Linked DNA regions of Homo sapiens: region 1 is linked to region 2. The links are chromatin contacts, found by Hi-C or POLR2A ChIA-PET in ENCODE. All regions are on one chromosome and are shown on one strand. The core of a region is the stretch at or near the end of the contact, and the rest is flanking DNA. Distances in the headings are between cores, read along the strand shown. Region 1 overlaps CRADD (CARD and death domain containing adaptor protein). Region 2 has its middle 75 kb from the start of PLXNC1.

The links. A loop is a pair of places that touch in the nucleus more often than their neighbours do. ChIA-PET counts read pairs that join two places held with the same protein, here RNA polymerase II (POLR2A). Pooled maps may share reads with other maps.
Region 1: a loop to region 2 is called in a pooled map, with 2.0 times the contacts of the local background. The contact joins two enhancer-like sites. A Hi-C loop is called at or near these places in 1 of 168 maps with a recorded cell type or tissue (MCF 10A) and 2 of 50 pooled maps. POLR2A ChIA-PET finds 5 or more read pairs at or near these places in 1 of 52 experiments (Caco-2).

Annotation. Positions count from the first base shown.
Region 1 is chr12:93,846,170-93,853,054 of GRCh38, reverse strand. It overlaps CRADD (CARD and death domain containing adaptor protein), which reads right to left. Exons shown (of 3, transcript NM_003805.5): 3 at 2,299-3,085. The coding sequence ends at 2,784. Among named protein-coding and RNA genes, the nearest start is that of CRADD-AS1, 110 kb to the right of the region's middle. RefSeq lists an enhancer at 3,996-4,095 and a silencer at 5,012-5,061. Within about 2 kb of position 4,199, at least 11 of the 41 ENCODE cell types and tissues checked have a DNase peak (open chromatin) inside an H3K27ac peak, as active enhancers do.
Region 2 is chr12:94,069,816-94,076,840 of GRCh38, reverse strand. No RefSeq gene overlaps it. Among named protein-coding and RNA genes, the nearest start is that of PLXNC1, 75 kb to the left of the region's middle. Within about 2 kb of position 1,405, at least 14 of the 41 ENCODE cell types and tissues checked have a DNase peak (open chromatin) inside an H3K27ac peak, as active enhancers do.

The sequences.
Region 1 (6,885 bases), core at 2,950-5,449, 230 kb after region 2:
ACTAATTGGAGGACAGGGATAAAAATTGGGATGTACAGTGCTTAGATGGGAGTAGGGGTAATTCTTATTTTTCTTCATCTTATTGTGTTTTTTTTCAAACTGCCATAATAAACATGTACTTCATGTTGAAAAAATTAATAAAAGTTATAGTTTTAAAAACATGAAGGGCCACACTCATGCATGCATATGCACACACACACACACACACACACACACACTCCAACCCAACCCAAAGTGGTGCAAGACTATATATTCATATACTTTCTGTCAGTGCCGGCAAATGCTCTTGCCACCTCGCTGCATTCATTCAGTTTTCTTGGGGATAAACAGTCTCTGAAATTGTAGAATCTTCTCCCATACAAACACAGGAAATCCCTGCAGGCTCTTCACCTCCCCAGTTCTGTTAGGAGGTAGGCAGCTGCTATGTAGCATTATTCTTCATGGCCAGAGGTAGTACCAAGATAGGGATTCAGCTGCTCTGTTCTTCCACTCTGCAAATCTTCTGCAAGCACGTGAGCAGGCCAGGGAGGGGCTGCCGCCATTTGGTGGTGAAGACACTCTGCTTGTGAAGGGCAACAAGTCAGAGGTCTCTAAGGGCCCCCTCGGCCCTGTCTGTCTGGCCCATCGTGGGCTTGTTCTTCACTAATTGTCTCTCACTGCTGACAGAGCCCACGAGTGTCTTTATGCGTGACAGATTCCTTGCAAATGGTGAATGGCGGAAAGATGACCCAGCTAATCATCAGACCTGCTTCTAAAATGCCATCTAGTCAGACGCAGCAGAGCCCAGCTCTACTCACTCATCCATGAATGTGACTCTGAGCTGTGAGAACAAAAGCCAAAGCAACTCTCTATTAGGAAACCCAGGGGGAAGACAGCAATGTAATAAGTCCCAGGTTCAAAATGACAAGTGATTCACTGAAGATGCCACAGCAGTACAGTCTATCACTGGGCACAGTGATATGGCCAAAAGCATGAGAATTTTATAAGATAATGAATTATTGGCTGGGCTACAAAATGAAAAATTTGAACTGATAAGGCCAGTAGACTATCCTTTTGAACCGAATTCACTGGAAGAATAAACTGTGGCATAGCAGCTCTTTTTTAGTAACAGGAATATGGTTACAAGATGCCTGAAAGGATGTTATCCACACACTATTGTCATCTTTTTAAGTACCCACTTCGTGCTCAATTCTACCATTCCATAAATTTATTCTTGGAATGGAGAGAAATAAAAAACATGATTTTTTTCTCCCTTTTGAAAAATCCTGAGTTATGTTAGAATTAGGAAACAGATTCCGTAATTATTAAGAAGGATAGATCACAGACTGGCCCCATTGTAAAGTTTATAAAATCAAATCCCATTTTAAAGCTTAGTAAGAAATGTGGCAATAGTAGCTCCTCCCACAGTGCCCTCAGCTTTCAGCCACTATTCAGCTTTGCCTGTGGTCTAACCATACCTTCAGCCACAGTGGCGGCAAATTAACAGCTACCATTTCCTGAAAGCTGACAATGAGCTGCATCTGGATGTGCTGTTGGCGGACATTATTGCTTTAATCATCACAAAGACCTCAGAGGTGAGTACAATCATTTCCCCATTCTGCCAATGAGGAAACTGAGGTGTAGAGAGGGTAAGTAACTTGTCCAAGGCCATACACCTAGTAGGCGGGGAGCAGGATTCAAGCTTCTTCAATGAGCATGCAAGAGAGAAGGGGAGGAGCCCTGTGGAGCAGTTGGAAAGGCTCAGGAGCCGGCACCCAACCTCATTCACCCTGGGCCAATCACTCAATCTCTGTACAGAAGGAGGTGAACCACCTTGCCCACTGCCCCACAGCATTGCTGAGAGGTCCAAATGAGATCACATACAGGAAAAGCCGTGAAAACAGTAAAGCATTCTATAAACACCATGTGCTATTGATAAAAGGACAGAAGACTAAATCATACTCCTTAGGAGCACAACACTTCAGTCATTCTGGCTTCAATGGAAAGACCACACCCCCTCTCGTCCCCTGACTTAATGCTTTCAATAAACAGCACAGGATTTTCTCGAGCGATCTTTTAAAGATGAAGGGCTCGGGTATGCATGCTGGTCCTTGAACTGGTCTTTGCAGGGAGCTTTAGTGTCTTACAATATTTAATACAGACATCCTGCCTGAGCTATTTATCCTGACTTGGGAAAGTAACCATTTCACTGTTACTATTAATTCTGTTCCAAAAAGAAAAAAAAGACTATTGTAATTTTACACCCTTAATCTATGCAACACAGGAATGAGAAAGAAAAAAAAAAACCCAACACGGTACTTTCTCATGAGTGAGGCACATTATATATAGTAATTCGCATTTTATTATTTTATCATTATGAATAGTAAAGTCCACAGTTCAGTCCTCAGACAACATTCAGGTAAATGTTTTACATATGAGACACCTGCCTGTAATGTGATGACATGAGATATATATATGGATATATATATATATGGATATATATTTTGAACCACTGTGATTTACTAGTCTATTAAAATGCCATTACACATTTAAAAACTGAACAATTACAACAATGCAATCTTCAAGCAATTAAAAACAAAGAATTGTTGAGCCAACATGGGAGATCTGCTGAGTAATCTGGCCTTTCAAGTAATGTCTAGTGGAAACCCTGTTTTCTCCTTCCATCTGAAGATCATCAAAAATAAAAAACAAACCTACACAAAAAACCACCTGCTCTGAGTGAAAGTCAGGATTCAGCCCACATGACTCAGGGACACACTCCCCAGCGGTTGCTGGAGGCACCATCACTCCAACATGTGCAGGAGCAGCGAGGGGTCCACCTCCACAGCCCGCAGCCCGTTGTGCAGGCTCTGGAAGGTGGCCTGCTTCCCGAAGCGCTGCCGCCAACGGATGAAGGCCTCCACCACCTGCGACTGCACGTTGTGGGGGTGGTTGGCCTTACAGCGGTAGATATCCGTCTGGGACAGTCCCAGAGACAGCACCATGGGCTCCCACTCAGGGCCCAGCCTCTGGGCCAGCTGGTTAATCTGCCGGTCTGATGGGGAGCTGTTGAGGATGTGCGAGGGGATCCCAGTCAATCTGTCACCTGAGGAGGAAAAAGACACCCCGGTGAAATGAGCAAGGCAACAAACACATCATTTGGGGGCAGAAATGAGAATCGTGGGGAGAAGAAGGCAATGCTTCCAAATGGCAGAGCCAATTGGCTCTTGTCTTCTTCCTGGGGGCTGCTCTGTACAACGCCATGATTCAGGGCTTCAATGCTGTTAAGTATCTGTGAAAATGTTTTTACAGAAACTTTTTTTTTTTTTTTTTTTGAGACGGTGTTTCACTCTGTCACCCAGGCTGGAGAGCAATGGCATGATGTTGGCTCACTACAAACTCCACCTCCTGGGTTGAAGTGATTCTCCTGTTTCAGCCTCCCAAGTAGCTGGGATTACAGGCAACTGCCACCATGCCCAGCTAATTTTTGTATTTTTAGCAGAGACAGGGTTTCACCATGTTGGCCAGGCTGGTCTTGAACTCCTGACCTCAGGTGATCCACCTGCCTTGGCCTCCCAAAGTGCTAGGATTACAGGCGTGAGCCACAGCACCCTGCCTGTTACAGAAACTTTGAAAGCAACAAAATAAAAATAACTAGAAATCCCACCAGAAAAACTCATTGATAATAACTAGTCTATTTTCTTTGATATATAAAACACACATGAAGGGTTACCTCGTACATGCTGCTTTGTAACAGGCTTTTTTCACTTCTATCCCTTTTACTCAAGGCCAGGCAAGGCATTCTGGGGGAATTCAAGAATGGCTGCACAGACCCCAGCTCCCTCTGGCACTGTCTGTGGCCTTAGTGATGGGGCCTGTTCCAAGGCTGGGAATGCCCCTCCCTGCAGGAAAGGCACGTGCTAGAGGACAAAGGCTAAACCAAACAGCTACCCTCGCCGATGAGGTTGAACTTGAAATATTACCGAGAAAACGTGTAGCTGCTAACAGAAGCCAGAGCCAAGAGGGCTGCTGAGAACAAAATAAACCTAAGAGGCCATAGGGTAGCAGGAAGGGAAGAGAGCGGGGTTTGTTCATAGCAGAGGCCACAAGAGTGGAGTTACCGTTCTGGCAGAGCCCAGAAGAGGAACAGGAAGTATGAGACGGGGCAACGAGGAAATCTGACCTTACACTTCCTGAACTAGATTCTTATTTGCCTGAGGCCAGTCTGCTAAGAAGCATGACATTGAGTGAATGGTTATAAATGTGCCCAGCAAAACCAGTGAGCAGTGCCTTTGGTTATACAGAGGAGCTCCTAACTTCATTAGGGAAGGCCTTCCAGGGGAAGGAGGCTAAAGCTAAGCCCTGAACACTAGGAGGAGGAGCTGGGTGATGAAGGAGGAACAGGGCGTGGCGCATCTCGAGAAGAGAGAATTGCATGTGCAAAGGCCCAGAGGCAGGAGAATCGCAATGGAGGAAGTGAAAGGCACTCACAGCAGCCAAGTGCAGAGATTGAGACGGACTCCAAACATCCAAAGTCATTTGCTAGGTTCAGACATTTGTTTGACAGCACAGTACACTATACTCCCATCCATCAGCATCACAGGGATTCAGGTCAGTCTACTTCATGCTCATCAGTCCACTATTGTGTTTTGATTTATGATTCAATAAGAAGGCAAAGGCACCTTATTACAAGAGCTGATGTTTTCCACAGCCCATGTCTTTGGCCTCTGGGCAGCGGCCAGCACCTTAGAGATGAGTTGCAAAAATATTGTCAAGGGCTCTTTCTGGTGTTTGTCAACACTACAATTTAAAAAACAATGACTATGACGCAATTAGAATACTGATGACACTACTGATCAATAGTTGAGATTAACAGCAATGATTTTACGGCTTGTATAAAAACATAGGCTCATTAAAAAAAAAATAAAGCAACAGAAAACAGCGCAAAGAAGAAAAGAAATCATCCAATATCCCGCTATTGTGTTTACAGTTGGTGACCATCATTCTGGATATCTCTGTATGCACATACACTGGTAGAAGGCTAGATAGAGGGTAATGGGTTCATTTAAAATGATAACATATGACCTTTTCTTTCCAGTAAGAGCTATGTAATTTTGTTTGGATGTAACAGAAGAAAAAGCAGAAGTGAAACAAAATGACATTCTGACCAGCGGTTACAAGTTAACATACTTGAAAACATACACACACACAATTTAATGCACAGAAAAAAGTTACGAAAACTCAAGGGTTAACTGCATGTTTTTATAGAAATACTCTATAATTACTTTACATTTCCTCTCCACTTCCTCACACTTGATTTTTTTTCACTTACATAATTTTTATTTTGCCAGATGCCTAATAGTTATACATTTCTTTAACAATCATCCATGCCCCCTTGCCCCATTGTTTAGTCCTAAGGTGGCATTGTAATGGTTGAATGCTCACCAGTGTTTTGTTGTTGTTGCTGTTGTTACTGTTCTTCATCTGTGGCTTTTCTACTCCTGGGTCTGTTCTTCTGATTTGAGTCATTTGGGTCAATTTCATCACAGGGAGGTTTTTTTTTTTTTTTTTTTTTTTCAAGCAATGCTCATGACTGCCATAGTCTCTTGACTTCTTTCAGGTCAAGGCATCCTGCTTATTGCCTTCACTGGAATAATAACTTAATATTTAGAGAACAATTTTATATTATTTTTATCTTTTTATATTCTTAACAGTATAATATAAAATTATATTCATAATTTTAAATTATATTATTTAAATAATGTTATTTCCCTTAAAAGTTTGTAGACCTTGTTCGTACTTTATGGTAGGGGTTGCTGATGTGGAGAATTCTGATACCAACTTAGTCATCCAGTATTTTGTGTAACTTGCTTTTCCTGTCTGAGGTCTAAATACTGAAACTTTAGACCAGGGTATATGTTATCCATTCTACATCTGCACTTTCAGATATGTGGCATAACCTTCTTTTTTTCTGAGACGGAGTCTCGCTCTGTCATCCAGGCTGGAGTGCAGTGGCGTGATCTCAGCTCACTGCAAGCTCTGCCTCCTGGGTTCATGCCATTCTTCTGCCTCAGTCTCCGGAGCAGCTGGGACTACAGGTGCCTACTACCATGCCTGGCTAATTTTTTTTTGTATTTTTAGTAGAGATGGGGTTTCACTGTGTTAGCCAGGATGGTCTCGATCTCCTGACCTTGTGATCCGCCTGCCTCAGCCTCCCAGAGTGCTGGGACTACAGGCGTGAGCCACTGTGCCTGGCTGGCATAACCTTCTAACCAAAGATTCAGTTGTTTCTTCCTTTTGGGAAAATCTTCCTGGGTCACATGGTTGCATTCTTTTCTTGCTCCATATGCTGGATGGCTGTGCCTCTCCTCCATGGCTGTTATATTGTCCTTATTGCTTTAATCCCCTCCTTGGGATTATCTCACTCTTTGATTTTCAGCTATGTCCATCGTGTGTGTGTGTGTGTGTGTGTGTGTGTGTGTGTGTGTGTGTGTTCTGGTTTTAACGTTGTATTGTGTTTTTGTTCTTTATTTCTTTTCTTGGCTCTATCTTTTAAAAAATCCATTCCACTTCACACTCATTAGGAGAGCTACTATCAAAACAAAACAAAACAAAACAAAAAACAGTAAGTCCCAAATGTTGGCAAGGGTGTGGAGAAATTGGAACCCTTGTGCACTATTGGTGGGAATGGAAAATGGTGCAGGTGCTGTGGAAAACAGTATGGCAGTTCCTCAAAAATTTAAAAATAGAATTAGCATATGATCCAGCAATCCCACTTCTGGGTATATACTCAAAAGAATTGAATGCAGGGACTCAAAGAGAAATTCGTACACCTATGTTCATAGCAGCGTTATTCACAATAGCCAAAGGTGGAAGCAAACTGAGTATCCACTGGATGAATGGATA
Region 2 (7,025 bases), core at 156-2,655:
TTGTGCCCCACCTGTTTTGACTCAGAGCTGCATGAGGAACCTGGGATTCTCAGGAGATGAGAATCCCAGGTTCCTCTATGGATGAGTGTAATAGTAGCTGTAGTAGTAGTAGGTGTAATAGTGTAATAGTAGGTGCCGTTTATTGAACACTTACTGTGTGCCAGCCACAAGAATTCCTTATAATTATTGAATTTAGTCCTATTGAAGTAGGTATGAGTATCCATTTTAGAGGTGAGGAACCCAAGCCTCAGATGGCTGAAGCGAGCTGCACCACATCTGTATTAGTTCCCCTTGCTGCTGTAACAAATAACACAAATTTAGTGGCTCATAACAATGCAAATTTATTCTTATGATTCTGGAGGTCAGAAGTTCAAAATCAGTCTCAATGGGCTAAAGTCAAGCCTGTGCAGGACTGTTCTTTCTGAAGGATCTAAAGGAGGATGTTTCCTCTCCCTTTTTCAGCTTCTAGAGGCCACTGCATTTTTTGTATTCCTTCCTCACACCATTCCAACCTCCACTTCCATCATCACATCTTCTCTAACTCTGACTCCCCTGCCTCTCTTCGAAGGACCCTTGTGATTATATCTGGGCCATCCAGATAATCTAGGATAATCTCCTCAACTCAAGATCTTTAATGTAATTACATCTGCAAAGTCTCTTTTTCTGTGTAAAGTAATCTATTTATAGGTTCCAAAGGATTGAGACGTGAAGCTCTTTGGGGGACTATTATTCAGCCTACCATACCATAAAGCAGAACTAACATTCCACTAGAAAGCCTACAGCCTTCAAAAGTGATTTTTCTTTAGTGAAGCCCTCTAAACGTATTAAATTCTATTAAATACAAGTCCCAGGTTTGGAAGGGGCCATGTGTTTTGCCTCTATATCTTCTGCAGCTAGAACAGGAATTCTTAGCACTGGCTATATGTTAGAATCACCTGGAGAACTTTTAAAACCTACTTAAGCTAGGATCTACATAAGATCAATTAAAATCAGAATCACTGGAGGTGGGGCTTGAACACTTGGCAGGTTAGAGCATGTCTCCAGGTAGTTCTAATAGGCAGCTAGCTTTGAGACCCATCATGCCAGAGAGAACTGCTGGCAAACGCTTACAACATGCCATGTTCTGGGTCCAAGGAGGAAAAGCTTGGCTATAAAGATGAATGGCAAGAAAATAAACTGGGAAAGCCATTTGTCCCTGGTTTAGTATCCTTGCTTGTGCCATTTCCTAGTTGCATGAGCTAGAGCAAGTTACTTGATTTCTCTGGTCTTTTTTCCATTACTAATAGCTCCCAAAAGTTGTGCAATGACTAACTGAGATCATGAATGAAGAGCCCTTAGCTGAGTGCTGTTAGGTCCCAATAGAGGGCAGTGCAGCCTTTTTTGCATCCCGCCCCCACCCAGCCTTCGGAACAGAGGTTCCTAATAATAGAATTCTCTTGGCTTTAATTTTCCAGCTCAGAGAAGATTAAATTTGCCTCCTTCTTGGTTATGTCTGACTTTCACTTCCTTCTTGGTGTTTTTCTCCACATCTCCCATCTGGGGGTCCTTCCGCACCTTTTAATCATGCTGAGTCTAGGGGGCAGCTGGAAAGACTTCTGATCTTCCAGGCTGCTTTCAGAAGGTCCCAGAATTCCCAGGATGTTACTAGGGTTTCTTGATTGATGTCAAGCAATTAAGCTGTAAACTGCAAAGGGTGACTTTCCTCCCTTAGAAGGAAATCGCTCATGGTATGTGGTTGGGGATGGAGAGCTGAGTTTTCCTTTGGGCTGATACAGTGAGAAGTCTAAAACATGGATGTGGTGGAGAAATGTTTTTAATGGAAAGAGTTCCCAGGGTTGGAAGGAAATGGAAGGAAGCGGCCAAGCTACTTCCTAGTACTGATTTGCTAATGTTGATAGTGCTTGGTGCTTCTTCTAATTCTTTGCTGCCCTCCTTTGCTTCTCCTAGTTCTTGAAGGTATTAGGAAGGGCAAAAGAGATGGAGATGATTCAGCAATTGGAACCGAGCACATTTGGCCCAGCAGGCTGTGCCTCTGACTGTGGGGCCAGGTTAATAGCATTAATGAAAAGCGTTCCCAATTGAGCGAGGGAGCAGGGCTCTGGCAAGGCCACTTTCCATTAGGGACTGCCAAAGCTGATGTCACTGGGAACTTTTCATTTTTCTCTCTCCCTCTAACTTTTTTTAGATGCAGAATGATGGAATAATTCTACTGTCTTGTTTTGCCAAACTTGTTTCTCATCATTCAGGTATATCTGTTTTTCACAAAGTCTATTGTATTACCCAATTCAGTTTTTAAAGATTATTTCTATGTCCCAGCCCACTGCCAACGAGTCAGCAGGCATTTAGCAGACACCCGCTTTGGCTGGGTAGTGAGGTGGAATAACGAAGGGTGCCCAGGCTTGGCGCCTGACGCACAATCATATTGGGAATGTCAGATTCATACGCACAGAATAACGTGGGTAGATGACTGTTAGGAGCGCCCTGAGCAGCGGGAGGTCAGTGAGAACTCTGGTCAGGAAAGACAGCGTGGAGGAGGGGAGCTTTGAGGGAGGGCATTTCAGATGGGGAGACAACATTGGTGGGGGTGGGCAGAGTGAGTCCGGGGGAGTTAGGAAAACAAAAGTAATAATGGCAAAAATAAGAATGTTAACTAGCTGTCCATGCAGGTACCTTGGGCCCCAGATATATAGATCACCTCAGCACAAGCACATGCTCCACACTTTTCTCAAGGTTTCTGTGTCTCCCAGGTGAGGGAGTGTTGCTTTTCTAAAATCACCCCGGGCTCCAGGCTCAGGCTTTTGCACGCCGCATCTCTGTTCCAACTCATTCTAGGGGCCAGAGAAATGTCTGATGATCATGGCATCCAAGTATGGCCTCTTTGCCGATAGCACTTGGTTCTCTCTCTCTCTCTCTCTCTCTGTCTCTCTCTCTCTCTCTCTCAAGATCCTTGGGAGAAATCTCTGGTCATTTCACAATAGACCACAGGATCAGAGAAGAAAAGGAGTCGTGTTTTTTAAGAAACAAATCTCCAAGTGCTGCTGGTCGTTCTTGGAAATCCCCTGCCCTCTTCCTCTGCCACATGCTCAATTTATTCCAAATGGTTCTGGAGCATCTATGTATCTATAAAGCTTACTGTACTTTTAAATGGATGGAGAAATGCCCAGCTGAAAACTTCGGGAGTGGATGACCAGCTGGTGGGCCTATTATCTGGGCTAAAGAGATTGCAGGCTGAGGATATGGAAACCCCCACTGCCCATCTGGCTTGTGGAAGCATCTGAGTCCTGCTGAGTCAATGTGCCGTAAGAACTTCAGGTCCTGCTTCAACCAGAACAGGCTGTCCCCTGGGCGCTCACCCAGATTGTTACGGCAGGTACAATTGCTGATTTGGCCCTAGTGATGGGTTGGCTGTGGGAGAGGAGCCTGGGTCAGAAATGCTGGCATTGAAAAGCAGTGAGTCCTCAGCTTCGTGGCATTTAGTAAAGTACCAAGAAAAGCCAAGACTGGGTGTTCTGGGGGCATAGGAGACAGGTGGAAAGAACATTAGAAATTTATCTTTAGACAAAAGACTCTACATTAAAAATGTCCCTTCAGAAGGGACGTGTGTAACAATTTATATTGCCTATTTAAAATTCTGTCAAGTGGCCTTACCCAGCTATTTTTAATGGAACACAATGTGCCACCCATTGGGAATATTCAAACATGATGGATAAGGCCAGTCATTTATATTATAGGTTGGCACCTATGTGAATGCCAAGAATCTATGGGCACTTAAATAATTATCCTTTATCTTCTTTTTTTTATCCCATCAAACTTAGTTCCTGGACCAGCAGCTCCAAACTTTATTATGCTTAATAATCACTTGGCTGGTTGGGAGGTGGGGAGGGAGAGACTTGGGCTGAGGTAGGACCCAGAATTCAGTATTTCATTAAGCAACCTTAGGTGATTCTGATGAGGGAAGTCCACGAACCACACTTTGGGACACAGTGGAAGGCGAGTGGGATTATGGCTTATGCATTTGAATTTAATAAATATTGTAATTCATGACCTATGACACCTTAATTCCCATGCTTTCTCTAATTTGATCCTCCTAATAACTCCATGAGGTACAGGGTCAGATGCTGTTATTTGTATTTTGTAGTCAAAGACTCTAAAGTTCAGAGAGGTAGTGATCTGTGATTGACAGCTAGTAGAGACCCAGGTGTTCAGGCTCCTCGTGCAGTGCTCTGGCAGCCCCTCCTGCCCCTCTTTCAAGCCCCACGTGGTCTACTGTGTGATGTGCTCAACATTTCTTCCCATTTCATTGTTTATGTGCTAAATTATGGGAGGGGGAGAGGAAAAGTTTCCCTATTCTAGTGTTCTAGAACTAAATCTTAGCTAGAGTGAGAGGGTGCTTAATAAATGTTAAAAGGTCTAGTCAGTTTAGTCTGGGGAAAAAGATGTATTAAGCCAGGTGAGAAGAGGGGCTCTGGATCACAAGGCTCCTACTTGAAAGGGGGCAATACCAAATAAAATCACTTAAGCCAGGAGCAGTGGCTCACACCTGCAATCCCCTCACTTTGGGAGGCCGAGGCGGGAGAATCGCTTGAGGCCAGGAGTTTGAGACCAGCCTGGGCAAAATAGTGAGACCCTCTCTCTGCAAAAAATACACAAAAATTAGCCAGGTGTGTGCCTGTAGTCCCAGCTACTCGGGAGGCTGAGGTGGGAGAATTGCTTGAGCCTGGGAGGTCAAAGCTACAGTGAGCCATGATCGAGGCTACAGTGAGCCATGATCACACCACTGTACTTCAGCCTGGGCAACAGAGTGAGACCCTGTCTCAGAAAAAAGAAAAAGTAATTGAAAGAACTGCCGCCCACACACCCACAGTCACACACAAGACCATACCCCAACTCAGGAACTGTCAGACTCTTAGAAAAGAGTCTAATGGTCGAAGAAAACTTTTCTCAAATGAGACCAAGCATAATTAAAATGTTGGAAAGTGACATGCTATTCCCAAGAATGATCAATTGACCAGAAGCTGTCTAGAAATTGAGAAAAGAGCCATCAGGAAAGGAACACAGAACTGGGAACAGAGGACCATGTTCTAATTCCAGCTGTGCTCATCAATAATAACAGCTGCCACTATTGAACAATCCCTATGCAGCAGGTGCCACGATCCTCACAATAACAAATCTATCAAACATCAGTAGGTCCATTTTGCAGGTGGACAATTGAGGCCCAGAGAGGCTAAGGGGCTTGGCTTGGGCCACCCTGCAAATGAGTACCAGACTCAGGCTTGGTAGCTCCCAAACCCAAGCCCTGACATTGTGAACCCTATGAGGGTTTGACGATCAGCAGGAAATAAGATTATTGACATGAACCTGCCACACAAACCACGGAGTATTGGGCTCAGCTCCAAACCTGGTAGCAATCTTTGACTCCTGTCTTCCTCTCACACTCCACATGCAATCCTTCAGCAAATCCTGTTGACTTTAGCTTCACAGTATGTCCCTAATCCAACCCAGTCTCCACCTATGCTTTCACCCTCATCCACTCCTCCCTCATCCCTGGCCTGGATAAGTGCTGTAGCCCCCTACAGGGTCCTGGCCCCCACCTTTAGCACCATGGTCTACTCTCCACACTGTGACCAGAGTGAATCTGTTAAAATATAGGTCAGCTCTTGTCACCACTCTGTTCAAAACCCCACAATAGCAAAAAGTCAAATGCCTCAGCTGGGTGCAGTGGCTCATGCCTGTAATCCCAGCACTTTGGGAGGCCAAGGCGGGCGGATCACCTGAGGTCAGGAGTTAGAGACCAGCCTGGCCAACATGGTAAAACCCCATCTCTAGTAAAAATACAAAAATTAGCCAGGTGTGGCGGTGAGTGCCTGTAATCCCAGCTACTTGGGAGGCTGAGGCAGGAGAATCACTTGAACCTGGGAGGAAGAGGTTGCAGTGAGCTGAGATGGTGCCATTGCACTCCAGCCTGGGTGAGAGAGCAAGACTCCGTCTCGAAAAAAAAAAAAAAAAAAAAAAGTCAAGCACCTCTAGTGGCCTGTGATGCCCTTGTGCACCTATAACTGCACCCTCCTTCCTTCCTTGATCTCATCGTCTCCTGATTGGCTCTGCTCGAGCCTTCTGATGCCCCAGGTACACTCCCACCTTAGGACCTTTGCACTTATTACACCTGCTATTCAGAACACTCCCTCTCTGCCACACCAAACCCACATGGCTCCCTCCCTCCCTCCTCCAGGCCTTTGCTCAAACATCTCCTTAGGGAGGCCTTTCTCAATCACTTGATTTACAACTACGCCCCCCAACACTCCCTACTCTTCCCATTTTATTTGTCAATATTTGACATATATAGACATATGTCTGATATAGAACTATATGTCTATATCTGCATATATATCTGTTTTAAAAAATTTACGGTAAAATGTGCATAACAAAATTTAGCATTTTAGTTTTTTTTTATTGTTCTAGGGTACATGCGCACAACATGCAGGTTTGATACATAGGTATACATGTGCCATGTTGGTTTGCTGCACCCATCAACTCATCATTTACATGAGGTATTTCTCCTAATGCTATCCATCTCCCAGCCCCCCACCCCCCAACAGGCCCCAGTGTGTGATGTTCCCCTCCCTTTGTCCAAGTGATCTCATTGTTCAGTTCCCAACTATGAGTGAGAACATGCAGTGTTTGGTTTTCTGTCCTTGTGATAGTTTGCTGAGAGTGATGATTTCCAGCTTCATCCATGTCCCTGAAAAGGACATGAACTCATCCTTTTTATGGCTGCATAGTATTCCATAGTGTATATGTGCCACATATTCTTAATCCAGTCTATCACTGATGGACATTTGGGTTGGTTCCAAGTCTTTGCTATTGTGAATAGTGCCGCAATAAACATACGTGTGCATGTGTCTTTATAGCAGCATGATTTATAATCCTTTGGGTATATACTCAGCAATGGGATTGCTAGGTCAAATGGTATTTCTAGTTCTAGATCCTTGAGGAATCGCCACACTGTCTTCCACAATGGTTGAACT